Regions from separate parts of the Homo sapiens genome. Here region 1 is linked to region 2. The links are chromatin contacts, found by Hi-C or POLR2A ChIA-PET in ENCODE. All regions are on one chromosome and are shown on one strand. The core of a region is the stretch at or near the end of the contact, and the rest is flanking DNA. Distances in the headings are between cores, read along the strand shown.

The links. Hi-C counts contacts between places; a loop is a spot of excess contacts on that map. ChIA-PET counts read pairs that join two places held with the same protein, here RNA polymerase II (POLR2A). Pooled maps may share reads with other maps.
Region 1: a loop to region 2 is called in a pooled map, with 2.5 times the contacts of the local background. The contact joins two enhancer-like sites. A Hi-C loop is called at or near these places in 2 of 50 pooled maps. POLR2A ChIA-PET finds 5 or more read pairs at or near these places in 3 of 52 experiments (A549, RWPE1 and SK-N-SH).

What each region holds. Positions count from the first base shown.
Region 1 is chr6:150,807,650-150,814,858 of GRCh38, forward strand. It overlaps PLEKHG1 (pleckstrin homology and RhoGEF domain containing G1), which reads left to right. Exons shown (of 17, transcript NM_001029884.3): 9 at 1,456-1,638; 10 at 1,732-1,827; 11 at 1,999-2,085. Among named protein-coding and RNA genes, the nearest start is that of MTHFD1L, 54 kb to the right of the region's middle. RefSeq lists enhancers at 5,711-5,810, 6,051-6,200. Within about 2 kb of position 5,807, at least 11 of the 41 ENCODE cell types and tissues checked have a DNase peak (open chromatin) inside an H3K27ac peak, as active enhancers do.
Region 2 is chr6:150,447,211-150,454,471 of GRCh38, forward strand. No RefSeq gene overlaps it. Among named protein-coding and RNA genes, the nearest start is that of IYD, 82 kb to the left of the region's middle. Within about 2 kb of position 5,787, at least 6 of the 41 ENCODE cell types and tissues checked have a DNase peak (open chromatin) inside an H3K27ac peak, as active enhancers do.

The DNA.
Region 1 (7,209 bases), core at 4,557-7,056, 360 kb after region 2:
AATGAATACAAAACTTTACTTAGAGAGAATGAATAAGATCTAGGCCAGGCGCCGGGGCTCACACCTATAATCCCAGCACTTTGGGAGGCCAAGTGGATCACCCGAGATTGGGAGTTTGAGACCAGCCTGGCCAACATAGTGAAACCCCATCTCTTCTAAAAATACAAAAATTAACCAGGCATGGTGGTGGGTGCCTATAATCCCAGCTACTTGAGAGGCTGAGGCAGGAGAATCGCTTGAACCCAGGAGGGAGAGGTTGCAGTGAGCCGAGATTGTGCCACTGCACTCCAGCCTGGACAACAGAGCGAGACTCTGTCTCAAAAAAGAAAAAAGAAAAAGAATGAATAAGATCTAGCATTTGATAGCACAACAGGAGGATTACAGTCAACAGTAATTTATAAAATAACTGAAAGTATAATTGGAATGTTCGTAACACAAAGAAATGATAAATGCTGGAGGTGACGGAGGCCCATTTACCCTGATGTGTTTATTATGCATTGTATGCCTGTCAAAATATATCACGTACCCCATAAATATATACACCTACTGTGTACCCATAAAATTTTAAAATTTTAACAAAAAAAGCACTAAAACATAAGTTAGGGGCAAAGAAAGGTTCATTTCCTTTCCCTGAGTAAGTAAATTTAAACTCAAGAAATTTCTGAGAAAATGATGTGGGTGATTTTATATAGGCTTTAGTTTTGAATTACTTATGTGTGGTATGAACTTCAGTATCCGGAAGAAAGTCTTCAAGTCAACAGCTCTGAAGGAGTTTTTTTTTTTCCCAGAGAGGAGGGGTGAGAAAAATCAAGGGAAGGGGCCGGGTGCGGTGGCTCACTTCTATAATCCCAGCACTTTCAGAGGTATAGGTGGGCAGATCACTTGAGGTCAGGAGTTGAAGACTAGCCTGGCCAACATGGCAAAACCCCATCTCGACTAAAAATGCAAAAAAATTTAGCCAGGCATGGTGATGGGCACCTGTAATCCCACCTACTCAGGAGGCTGAGGCAGGAGGATCGCTTGAACCGGGAGGTGGAGGTTGCAGTGAGCCCTGATCGCGCCACTTCCCTCCAGCCTGGGTGACAGAGCGAGACTCTGTCTCAAGAAAACAAAACAAAACAAAGAAAATCAAGGGAAAGAGGCCATACTGGTGGCCCCTGGACCTGGCTTTGGAACGATGTAAGGGCTGCTGTGAGCCACAGCATGGCATGATTAAGGAATGGAAATAAGTAATTAGCAGCTTGTCAGCTAACAGCCTGATTCATTGCTGTTAACCCTTAAGTGGCACCACTTGTAAATGCAGATTTATGTCATAGACCATCAGATACCACGTAGATAGTTAGACCCCCTCAGGGACGATTTGGCACCATTCTTGAGGCTCAACAGATGGGCCACCAAGCCCTTGGTGCCTGGCTTCTGCCTCCTGTAAATGCCATGGCCCATTCCCTTTCTCAGGAGATACAGAGTTTGCTCACTAACTGGAAGGGGCCAGACCTGACCAGCTACGGGGAACTGGTGCTTGAGGGAACCTTCCGCATCCAGCGAGCCAAGAATGAGCGGACGCTCTTCCTCTTCGACAAGCTGCTGCTCATCACGAAGAAGAGAGATGACACGTTTACATACAAAGCTCACATCCTGGTAGGTCTGCACGCTGGCCATGGGCAGGGACTCAGATCCCCAGTTCTGTTCCCTCCTGAGTGTGCCTCACCCTCTCTGCTCTCTCTGCTCTAGTGTGGCAACCTCATGCTTGTGGAGGTGATTCCAAAAGAGCCGCTCAGCTTCAGCGTCTTCCACTACAAGAATCCCAAGCTGCAGCACACAGTCCAGGTAGCAGCCGGGCCCTGGCCTCTCCGCAAGGCCCCTTTGTGTAATGATGAGTGCTGTGTACCATGTGGCTTTTTGAGAGCGTTCTGGCCACATGGTCATTTCCCATCTCATCAGAGGGTCCTGTGGGTGGTGGAATCAAGTTGTCTGACTGTCTACATCTCGTCTTGGCAGGCCAAATCCCAGCAAGACAAACGCCTCTGGGTTCTGCACCTAAAGAGACTGATTCTGGAGAACCATGCAGCCAAGATTCCAGCTAAGGTAGGACACTGAATAATGCACAGTGAAATGGGAGAGAGATACAAGAATCATTTGAACCTGGGAGGTGGAGGTTACTGTGAGCCGAGATCACATCATTGAACTCCAGACTGGGCGACAGAGTGAGACTGTCTCAAAATAAAAACAAAGAGACTGGGTCAAAAAAAAAAAAAAGAGTTTAGAATTAGAATCTGGGAGTGACAACGGTTAATCTGATCATTTAATTACTAATGAAGCCCAGCAAGGCATCCTGATAGGATAAATGTTCAACTTCATAATAAAGAGGCTGGCATGTGGCTCATGCCTGTAATCCCAGCACGTTGGGAGGCCAAGGCAGGTGGAACACTTGAGCCTAGGAGTTCGAGACCAGCCTGGGCAACAAAGTGATACCCCCATCTCTACAAAAAATATAAAAGTTAGCACCCGGCATGATGGCACGCACCTGTAGTCCCAGTTACTCTGGGAGACTGAGGTGGGAGGATCACCTGGGTCCGGGAGGCGGAGGTTGCAGTGAGCTGAGATTGCATCACTGCACTCCAGCCTGGGTGACAGGGTCCAGACAGGGTCTCACTCTGTCACCCAGGCTGGAGTGCAGTGGCGCAATCTCCACACAAGAAAAAGCAAACTGCAACCTCTTGTGCCTCAGCCACCCGAGTAGCTGGGACTACAGGTGCGCACCACCACACCTGGCTAAATTTTGTATTTTTAGTAGAGACAGCAAGACCCTGTCTCAAAAAAAAGAAAGAAAGAAAGAAGGAAGGAAGGAGGGAAAGAAAGAAAGAAAAAGAAAGAAAGAAAGAAAGAAAGGAAGAAAGGAAGGAAAGAAAGAAAGAAAATTGAGAGATAGAATATATAGGAACTACATCTCAGCTAAACCAGCCATTAACATCAAAAAGACTCACATGGGGCCAGGCACAGTGGCTCACTTTGGGAGGCACTAGCACCTTGGGAGGCTGAGGTGGGCAGATCACCTCAAGTCAGGAGTTAAAGACCAGCCTGGCCAACATGGTGAATCCCCATCTCTACTACAAATACAAAAATTAGCTGGGTGTGGTAGCACGTGCCTGTAGTCCCAGCTACTCAGGAGGCTGAGGCAGGAGAATCGCTTGAACCCAGGAGGCGGAGGTTGCAGTAAGCCGAGATCGTGCCATTGCACTCCAGCCTGGGTGACAGAGCAAGATCCTGTCTCAAGAAAAAAAAAAAAAGATTCACATGAATTGCAGGCTCTGTGGAGGTGGTGGTGTTTTTCCTTTTGGGGCTTAAAAGAAGATCAAGTTATGAGAATTATTCAAAGGTGCATGAAGCACCTATGGGTGTAAAGCTGTGCTGGGTCCCATGAGGGTGCTCGGGAGACAAGATACAGATTCGGCCAAGAAGGAATCTGTAGATGGGGAGCCAGCTGCCAAGCCATGAACCGTTTGCCAACCATGAAGACATAACAGAGTATAACCCAGGTGTTGTGGAAGAATAAAGTGTTCAATTGCGTTGAGTGGAGAGAGGAAGGAAAACATCTTTTACCTCAGTCTTAAAGGATAGGGAATGTTTTTTTTTTTTTAAAGACAGGATCTTACTCTGTCGCCCAGGCTGGAGCACAGTGGTGCAAACATGGCTCACTGCAGCCTTGACCTCCTGGGCTCAAGACATCCCACCACCTCAGCCTCCCAGAATAGCTGGGACCACAGGCTTGTGCCACCACACCAAGCTAATTTTTGTATTTTTGGTAAAGGTGTAGTCTCATCATCTTGCCCAGGCTGGTTTCAAACTCCTGGGTTCAAGTGATCTGCCTGCCTCAGCCTTTCCAAAGTGTTGGGATGACAGGCATGAGCCACTGTGCCCAGTCTTAGGAATATTTTTATTAAGTGGGAAAAAAGGAATTAAGGAAACCAGACCTAGAGACCTGCATTAAAAAAAAAAAAAAAGAGAGAATGTATGCGCTGTGTTCAGGGCGCACAGACGGTGCCAGGATGGGAGGGCTGAGTTCTCAGGGACTGAGGCAGGGGCTGGGGCAGGGACGGGAAGGGCAGGAGCCCCTGGAGGGCTGTGAGCATGTGCTCTGAGGAATCTGGACGCGTTCACACTGGGAAATTACTGCAGGCTTTGGAGGAAGGGGAGATGGCGCAGTCAGTCCTGTGTTCTGAGAGTGTAACTTTGGGGACAAGGTGACAAATAAGTGGCAGGAGTGAGGTTGGAGGCTGGAGAAGATAGTAACCCACCACCATGGCCTAGAAAGGAGCTGAGCAGTGCTGCCGTGGAGCCACAGCGACAGAGGGAACAAATGCAGAAAGTGCCACTGAGGCAGGAGGCAGGATTTTGCCCACTAAAAGTCAAGGCTGAGTCAGGGGTTGAAGGAGAGCATGGTACTGTGAGTTCTGAGACAGGCAGGGAGAGGAACCTGTGAGATGGGAGTGAGAGAGAGGAGCCCTCTGCTCTCACTGGCACCCGTGCTGCTGGGCAGGGTCAGCCACAGGTGGAAATTCAGGTCTTGGAAGCTAAGGATCAGGAGACTCTTGCTAGAGGCAGTAATTGAAGCCCTAAGGTTTAATAAGATGGCCCACAAAAATGTGCAAAGGAAAGATGAACCCTTGGGAATCCCAACATCTAAGTGATCAGCAAGCGGGTGGGGGGATTTGGAGAACAGCCAAAGAAAGATTGAAAGAGTAGCAGAGGAGGCAGGGAGGATGTCTGAGGAGAAGGCACTGCGCTAACAAGGAAAAAGCACATCTCAGAGATGGGGGAGACACAGTCTCAAAGGCTGCCGAGGTCAAGGAGATTTAAACAGAAAAGCAGATTTTATATTTGGCAACTAAGAGAAAAGGGAGAGATCACAGTGGGTTGCAGAAAAAGGGGGATTAAGAAGGAACGGAATGGGTATAGACTTTTTTATATGTAAAGTTCACAAAAGGAAGAAAAAATGATAGTTTGGAGAGAAAGGCAAGAGCAAAGCAAGACTTCTCGTCTGGCTCGAATGCCGAGTCCATGAGCAGATGGCAGGGAAGGAGGAGGAAGGTGGGAGAGGAGACAGTGGCTCACTTCTTGTTGGAACGGGGCCTGGGGAGGTGGGAAGGAAGAGGATGGGACACACAGGAATAGGGGCTCATCTTGGAAAGGGCTGGAAGCATCTCTCTGAACCAAGGGAGAAAAAGATGAAAGACAGAGGAACTTTGAGGTGGACTTGGGGGAAGACAAAGGGTTCGATTTCACTCGTGCAGATAATAAAGTCATCTGCTGAGTGAGTGAAGCAGAGAGCAGGGGTGTCTGAGGGAAAGTGGAAAGGATCAGAAGAACACTTGCTGGCCGGGCGCGGTGGCTCACACCTGTAATCCCAGCACTTTGGGAGGCGGAGGCGGGCAGATCACGAGGTCAGGAGATCAAGACCATCCTGGCTAACACGGTGAAACCCCATCTCTACTAAAAATACAAAAAATTAGCTAGGCGTGGTGGCGGGTGCCTGTAGTCCCAGCTACGCGGGAGGCTGAGGCAGGAGAATGGCGTGAACCCGGGAGGCGGAGCTTGCATTGAGCCGAGATCACGCCACTGCACTACGGCCTGGGCGACAGAGTGAGACTCTGTCTCAAAAAAAAAAAAAAACAAAATGGACCAGTCACTAGAGATGACTAGAATAGCCTGTGAAAGACATCAAAGACCCAACTGAGGCTGGCCCCCATGAATCAGTGTGATGACGTCATTTCAAAATCTGCTCAGCAGCTTGGAAACTACTGGTGAAAACCGTGGTGTGTGTGGGTTCCTCCAGGTTGGGAACCGGCAGAGCTGGTAGGGGAAGGTTCCCAGGGCGGGGGTGGGGAGGGTGCCAGTGAGCACGCAGTTGCAGTAATTGGGCATGACATTAGGCTGAGTGAAGAGGAAAACCAGCTGGCGACAGAGGCGTGGGGTGAGGGACTGCAGTATTGTCATAAAGCCCGGTTCAGCAGGACTTAATGTGAGAGAGAAGGAAATACCCTAATCTGTAATTGAAGAAGGGACTTTTGGAGTCCTGCCTTAGAGGTGGGACGGTTTTGAGTGTGATCAGGTTCTGGAGGTGGCTCTGATTCTGTGCTGCTGCTCTGGAGTGGAGGAAAAGGTCATTAGAAAGTGGTCAAGGAACTAGGGTGGTGGGTGGATTATTCACATGGATGGTGAAACAGTCCAAGTTGGGGCTGGGAGGAGTGAGGTGGAGCAGACAATGGGATGATGATCATGAAAATTGAACTGGGTGGAAAATAAGGGCTGAGATTTCTGAGAAAGGGGACAGTCTGTTTTGTTCTCTGTATATTTTGACAAGCATTTGAAGCTTGTTCTCAGGACTGCCAGCAATGATTTGGTCCTCAGGAAATGAATGTGCATAGGTGTGGACTTGGACCTAAGCATGAGTTTTCATTTCGTCAGGGTGTTATGAGATGAAAGGGAGCTCATGCAGAGAGGGGACTGCATTTTCTTTATGATTAGTCATTTTGTTGCTGGCCTGGTGCCTTAGAATGCCCTTCTGAGCAATGGCAGAGTATCTTTGATGGGCCCCACCCATTGTTTACCTGTCTGCTGGGAAAATCAAAATTGCTAACAAGATTCTGAAAGGCAGTTACAAAATGAGACCCCCTTACATACCTGTCTTTCTCCCACGCTAGGCGTGTGTGCCTCAGGAAGTTCCCTTTAAGTATTCAAATGGTTAATATAGTCAATATAACATCGTACTTTCTCCCCAAGTTGTCGATCCTTTCTATCTAAAAACATCTTTTCAGTTACAACTTATTGAGCATACACACTGTGCTGAGTACTTTATATTCTTATTTCACCCTCACCAAAATATGTTATGAGGTAGTTCTTATTCTTCCCATTCTAGAAAAAATAAAAACAGAGGCTGAGAGACATTAAATAAACTGCCCAAGTTTATATAACTAGTACATGACCAAGCCTGGATTGGTCTATCTGGCTCCAAAGAGCATCCTAACCACATTATTCCCACTGGCAATAAAAACACCTTTTTTTGTTTTGTTTTGTTTTGAAACAGCGTCTCACTCTGTCACCCAGGCTGGAGTGCAGTGGTGCAATCTCCATACAAGAAAAAGCACACTGCCACCTCCACCTTCTGGGTTCAAGTATTCTTGTGCCTCAGCCACCCGAGTAGCTGGGACT
Region 2 (7,261 bases), core at 4,537-7,036:
GGACTATGCTTCACTCTGTACAAACAAATGTCCTTCGAAAAGGCTGTAGCGAGGTGGCACACCTGTCATTAAATTGTTATTCAACAATGACTTCCTCTTGAAATGTATCTATTTGAGGTAACTGACAAAGATACATAAAATACAAAAGAATAAAAGAGAAAGGAATTAGAGCAAAGTTAGCTGTTTGAATAGCGTATCCAAATCTACACTAGCTAATTCTGTACAGCTGCCAGACAGGTGAGAATTCTGTCTCTAAGCTTCCCAGTAGCCAAAGCAAAGAGATATGCAAGGTTATTCACAGTGTCCTTAAGGTAAGATGCCCAGCTGTTCAGGAAGGTAGCTTTTCACGATAAGGGGGCCCGAGAAAGCTGTCTCATATGGAAAAGCTAGTATAATGGACAACATCCTCAACAATATCTTCTTCAATAGATACAGTGACACATTTTGTGCAACTGTTTCTTATTTTTCTCAAAAGGAAATAATGGTATAATATCAAAGTTTAGTCTAATAAGAGGGATTTTTGTGAGATTAAGGAAATATGGCAGAGAGGGCAAAGAAATTTCTTAATATCCAAGATGCAGCCCTTTAATGATACTGCAAACCTCCCTTTCTCCCCAGTAACACATAGGCTTACCTTCTCTGAAAAAAAAGCCAAAATCTTTAATTTTTTTTCATTTGTACAAAATAATGTACATTTATTATGAAAATGCTAGTAATTCTGAAATGTATAAACACAAAAATATAATATCTAGTAATCCCATCCATCAAGGTAACCACTATTGTCAGTTTCATTATATTCTCTTGAGATTTTTTGATATATGTACAGCACTAGTTTTTGTACATATTTACAAAATGGGATCATACCCTGTCTAATGTATAGAATCTTATCTTTTAGTGACTGTGGATTAGCTCATTACATGAATGTAAAATACTTATTTAATCAACCACCTATTGATGGATATTTGGGTGTTTCCATCTTTCTCACTATTAAAAATAAAGCTTTAATGAATTTTTCATAGGCAAAATTTTAACATCTTACCAGGTTTTTCTCCAGGCCTCTCAGGATGCCCTATCCAAACCTCTTCCTGGTAACAGACTTGATGTTAGCCCATTTTTTTTCTAGCTTTACCTTCATGGAGTTATCTTGTGCTTTGTTTCTTAAGGACCCAACCTCTCTCTGATGACTCATAGCTTAGAAGAAAACAATTCCCTACTGAAAGTCACAGAGCACTGATGGCCTTAGGGTTTATTCTCCCAGTTATTAACACATTTCCATTACAGTAGCGTCCTTCCAGAAGCAATGCTTCCTTCACTTGCAGACAGAAACCCTTTTTTTTTTAATTAAATTTTTTAAAGATGGGGTCTTGCTGTGTTGCCCAGGTTGTTCTCAACTCCTGGGCTCTAATCCTCCTGCCTCAGCCTTCTGAGTAGCTGTGATTACAGGTGTGAGCCACTGTGCCTGGCTAGACAGGAACCTTTTGAAGGTAAGAGTTGGGTGGGCAGGTGAGGTACCTTAGGTCAGATATATTGAGTCAGCCGCCTAGAAATGGAGCCAGTTTTGCAAGTGTTCACAAACATGCAGCTGGCTTACCTGGAAGGCTGCATGGCACAGTGTTGAAAGGTGACAATTCTGGAGCCCAGCTGCCTGCATTTGTAATCCTGACTCCAGTGCTCGCTGTGTGTGACCTTGGACAACTTATCTTCTCTCTGCCTCAGTTTTCTTACCTCTAAACTAGATAAAGGGCTGGGCACGGTGGCTCACACCTGTAATCCCAGAACTTTGGGAGGCTGAGGCAGGTGGATCACCTGAGGTCAGGAGTTTGAGACCAGCCTGGCCAACATGATGAAACCTCGTCTCTACTAAAAATATAAAAATTGGCAGGGCGTGGTGGCGGGAGCCTATAATCCCAGCTACTTGGGGGGCTGAGGCAGGAGAATTGCTTGAACCTGGGAGGCGGAGGTTGCAATGAACTGAGATCATGCCACTGCACTCCAGCCTGGGAAAACAGAGTGAGACTCTGTTCTCAAAATAAATAAATAAATAAATAAATAAATAAATAAATAAAGAGTTATGAGGACAAAATGCATTAATAACTGCGAAGGTTATAGAGCAGAACTGGCATAAAGTCTATGTAAGTGTTTACAAAATAAGTATAATTTATTGTCAACCTGCCACATTCAGACACATCAAGCCCCTCCTACCCTCAGGCTGCTCTTAAACTGGGCCCAGGCTGAGGGCTTGCAGCAATCAAGGCCCAATGTTTCTATGGCTAATCAACCCATAGGCTGCTCAGCCAGTTCTCCATCCATTCACATACCCACCGCTACACCCAATGCTTTATTTCCATTGAACACAGCTTCATAAGGGACATTGAAAGCTCTTTTATTCCATTATTATGAAAATTACTATTCCTTTGGGTGAATTTATAACAGGTTACAAATTAGTCTAAGAAATATTTACTGTTGATAAATTTGTAATAGGTCAAATACTTTGGATGCTAGAGAATGGACACTAGTGAGTTACATTTTTCAATTTACTTATCATATGATTTTTTAATTCCCAATTTAGTTTGAAAACAGACTTGAAGTGGCTTGAAAAATGCCACATGAGGAACAAAACAATACTCCATCAGTGTGCCTGTAAGGACAGAGACACTTTTCAAAGCAAATCCCAATTCTGCAGCGGATTTTACTAGGCTCTTTTCCAAATCAGCCTATTAAATTAGTTTCATTATTTTTTGGTGAAGAAAGACTCAGCAATAACCACCTTTATTCACCTACAGAAGCGTCTTCTAGAAACAGCACAGTGAGTGCTTACAGACAATGATCTTGTCATGCTCCACCTAGTCTTCCACACTGGCCATCACCAGGTGCTTCGGAAAGACTGAAAATACCAAAAATGTTCATAAATATACAAAGTTAGCTCACCAATTTCTTCTGGGAGTGTCTTCTGGGCTATAATGGCTGCCCACTTTGCAACCTGAACTATGAGGCAGTTTTTGCTCATGTAACTAGCTCTAGTTACAGAATTCTTGTCTAGCAATTGCCATTATGCATATGAAATTATGATTTTTAGAAGCCATACTCCAACTCTGTTACACATTGAACAATGAGAACACATGGACACAGGGAGGGGAACATCGCACACTGGGGCCTGTTGGGGGGTGGAGGGCTAGGGGAGGAATAGCATTAGGAGAAATACCTAATGTAGATGATGGGTTGATGGGTGCAGCAAACCACCATGGCACGTGTATACTTATGTAACAAACCTGCAAATTCTGCACATGTATCCCAGAACTTAAAGTATAATAGAAATAAAAACATACCTTGTATTAATGTTTAGTTTTGGTTCTTTTTTTGTGGTCTGATATATGGCAATAGCTCATTATTATCTAAAGCTAATATAACTGTATTGAAACTAAATTACGTTTACTTGTCTTCACAGTGTGAGAAGAAAAGACACTTCTATCCCCTCCTTTGGGAGAAAATATCATGAAGTTTTTCATTAGTTAGGGAGTTAAATGCATGAAGAAATACAGAAAGCATTATCTTGTAAGTGTTGCCATTTTGATAGCCAATTAGTTAGTTTTAAAAATGAGAGTCAAGTCAACATCTCAAGCTCAATTAGAAAAATTTTCTGAAAGTGTTTGTTCTAAAGATTCCCTAAAGAAAAATATTTTTGGCTCAAGTGAAGGTAGGGCTGTAACTTTTTTATATCTGTATTCCCTATCACTGCCAAGACATGATAGATGCTCAGTAACTGCTGAACTCAATAAATTGTTAAGAATTAGTGAAAATCTTGTTTTAGAGACTTGCTCTAAGAGCAAGAACATGGACTTTGAAGTCCAGCATGCCTCAGTTCAAAATAGGTCTCTCTCGCTTGCCATAAGACTGGGCAGCTGAATTATCACGTGACGTCCAGTCTCCTCATCAGTGAAAGGAGAGCAAAAAGATGAATGTCTCTGGGCTTCTGGAGACAACAGTCATAATGGATGTTGGGTACCCAATGCAAAGAAAAGGAGGCTATAGTTAGGAGGATTATAAGATAAGGTCTTGACCATCATCATCAGAAAATGAGTTTTTCTCTAACAATGACAATTAATCCCTCCTTCCTTCCTTTGTTATTCTCTCTGTTGGTATTTATTTCTTGATACTTAGTTCAATTTCCTGCTTTACGGCAAAATATCGAACCTATTGGTCTCTTTCTGATGTTTGATGAGGGGCCCCACAGTAATTATTCATTCTAAACATCACGTAGGATTATTGAGTAAATGTTCATATGGAAAGTGTGAGAAACTGGGTTAAATGTGTTTTGGACCCCATACACTCTGGGAGATGTTTTATTATTTGTTTACTTTTTTTCAAAAGCAACATTATCAGTTTGACTCCTTTAGATTGCCTAACTTCTTTCTTCTAAAAGTAAGGGGCAGAAAACAATTAAGTCAGTGATCTTATTGGTGAGTCTGGGGAGCACAGTGGACATACCAGCTTGACACACTTCTCAGGAATAAGCTGTTGCTTTGTAAGTGGGTGAAAAAGGCTTCAACCTGCCCTGGTGCCTAAGAGGCAGAATCTCAGATAAGGGTGGACGGACCATGCAAACAGGTGCTTCACACACAAATCACAGGAAAAGCCTCTGGATGTGAAGTGTGAAAAGAACCGCTCACCACCCAGTGGCCTTATCAGTGACAGTGGCGCGTGTGCATGCACACAGGGCTCTTTGTGGGCCATCCCGGGGGCGTCTTTGAATTACCAAGGACAGGACACTAGCAGAAGGGGTCGGCAAACAGCTTCTGCGTTCTTGAGCTGAGTTGGAAGGATGAGAGGTTCAGAGGTAGCGGAGGGGAAAAGATGTTCAGCTAGAGAGGAGTTAGGAGGCTTTCAGCACTCTATCCCTTTACGAAGGCTTTGTGCAATATGACTGAGGGACGTTTGCTCGCACAGCTGACTTTCTCATTGCTTGATATACAGTTGCGGATAAACCTGTCATCAGTGAGCTAATGAGCAGGCCCTTGTGCTGCTGCCTAGCACAGACAAGAGCCACAGGCACACCGTGATGCCTTTGGAGCCTGTTTTTTCCAATTGAGGCATTTGAAATATGTCCTGCACCATGGAACATTAGTGATATTTTGAAATGAAAAAAGGAGCTGTTTCTCCAGCTCAGGGCCCAGTATTGGTAGATTGGTAGTAAGGCTGTTTCCTGTGATCCTCAGCAGGCAGGCATGTTGCCTGCTGGGCGTTTTCCTTCATATTTCATTACATCTCCTGGAAACGATCTTGCCCTAGAGGCCTGGTTGTGTTTGAAGAAACATGGTCCTTAGATCTGCAGCTTCAACACCGGGAAGCATCGCTCCAAGTAGTGGGGCTAGAGGAGCGCTCTGGAAAGCCAGCAGTAGAACATTCCTCCGTTTCCACCGAGACAGGCCTCTTAGAAAGGCCAGCCTCCAGGCCACACACTTGCTTGGTCCTGGAGTCACTGAAGGCCTCTCTCACTGGTTCAGTGTTCCTTCCTCTAGGCCAGGCTGTTTCCACACCTATGACCCGGTGTTAAAACCAGGCCCATGTGTGACCGTGTGGGCCACAGAATATAAAGTAGACACCCCGTTTTTTTGGATTGTTTCCTAATGTTCATGATTCCTGGCAACTGAAAAGTGCTTCCAGGGACAGGACTTACGGTGGGGCGGAAGAGGGAGGAGAGGAAAGTGATGTGAATACTGCTGACACCGTGGAAAGGCTGCTGGGAGGGCCCCTGAATCAGCAGGAGTTCACCTTCCTTCCCGTCCCGCTCTCCAGGCCCCAGTGCTGGGGTCAGCAGTTCATGCATAAGAAATCAGGATTCTTTGGAGCAATTCATGCTGCCAAATGCACACTGACATTCCAGGCCAAACCCCACTCCGCATTTGAAGGTCACTTGGCCTGCGTCAAGCACACTTGACAATTGCTCAAAGGGAAATGAGGGAATTGTTTTGTATAAATGAGTCAACTTACCTTCAATGAACACCACTGGAAATGAACCTGGCAATGATAGACGAGTTTGCATGGCTTTACCTAAGCACCGTCATAAATTATGGCATGTATTATGTACCTCTCAGCTTATGCTCTATGTCAAGTATGGGGAAGAAAATAATACAGTCTAGGCAATTTCAGCAAGACTGGGGTCAACTTGTTAGGAGCATGTGTTCACATGTCAGTGACCTGCAGTAAGGAAAAGAGAAATGAACATAGTCCAAGGTGGGAGGTAACCAGCACCAACCTCTTCCTTCCCCCCATATGGCCACCCTTGGTGTCAGCTTCTCCTAGGGGTGGCTGGCCACCTACCTCTCAGGGGGAGGTGGAATTAGACACCCAACGCACAGCACTGTGGACACTGGCAGGAGGCCTGGGACAGGCTGAGGGGATAAAGAGGTACCCTGCAGAGCATGGTTAACCTGCACCAGGGACAATGAAGAGTTGGATATGCAGATACCTGGATAAACATTGGAAAATACACTCAGTTTGAGAAAATATTTACAAGCGATTCAGGGAAGAGGATGAGTCCATGATGCTGTGGGTAGTAAATTAACAACCATATATATTGTATGCTGAGACAAAACAGGATTGGGAGAAGTCATTTTCATATAAGAGAAAAGTGGGTTTTCCCCATCTTTTCCAACTTGTGCTGCAAGCTCCAATGATGCTGCTGGAGAAAAACTTATCTCATGGAGTTGTTGGCTACTTCGTATGGTGATACAAGGTAGAGGTAACCTCAGACACTCTTTCAGCCCTTTTATGATCCATGTTAACTCCCTCCATCATGAAACTGGCAAAGGGATTCACAATCCTCACTGGGTTCTCAAAAACATTTACCACTTAGACATAAATTTTCACCTGAAGTCAGATTACATAGCTATATGCAAAAAGGAAGCAAAAGATCTTTACAGTCAGTTTCCCACTAATCCCCAAGACATGCTCGGTAGGAGGGCAGGAAGAATAAATCCAACCTCGACATCTGCAGAGAAGCCCAAAGCTCTGCCAGAGACCCCTTGGGGTTGGCTGCTGCGGTCACCTGGTGGCCCTTCTGCCTGGCTTGATGGAAACGTGTGCACTCAGTCTTGGGGCTACAGACAACCTGATCCAGAAAAAGAGTTCCTGCCAGCCTCTCCTTCTCTCCTCGTCCAACCTGGATGCACAAGACTCCAAGAAAAAATAAAAATTAAATGTTCTTACCTCACAGCAGTTGAGGATTCGTGGTATAACTTAAACCTCACCTGGAAAACCAGCA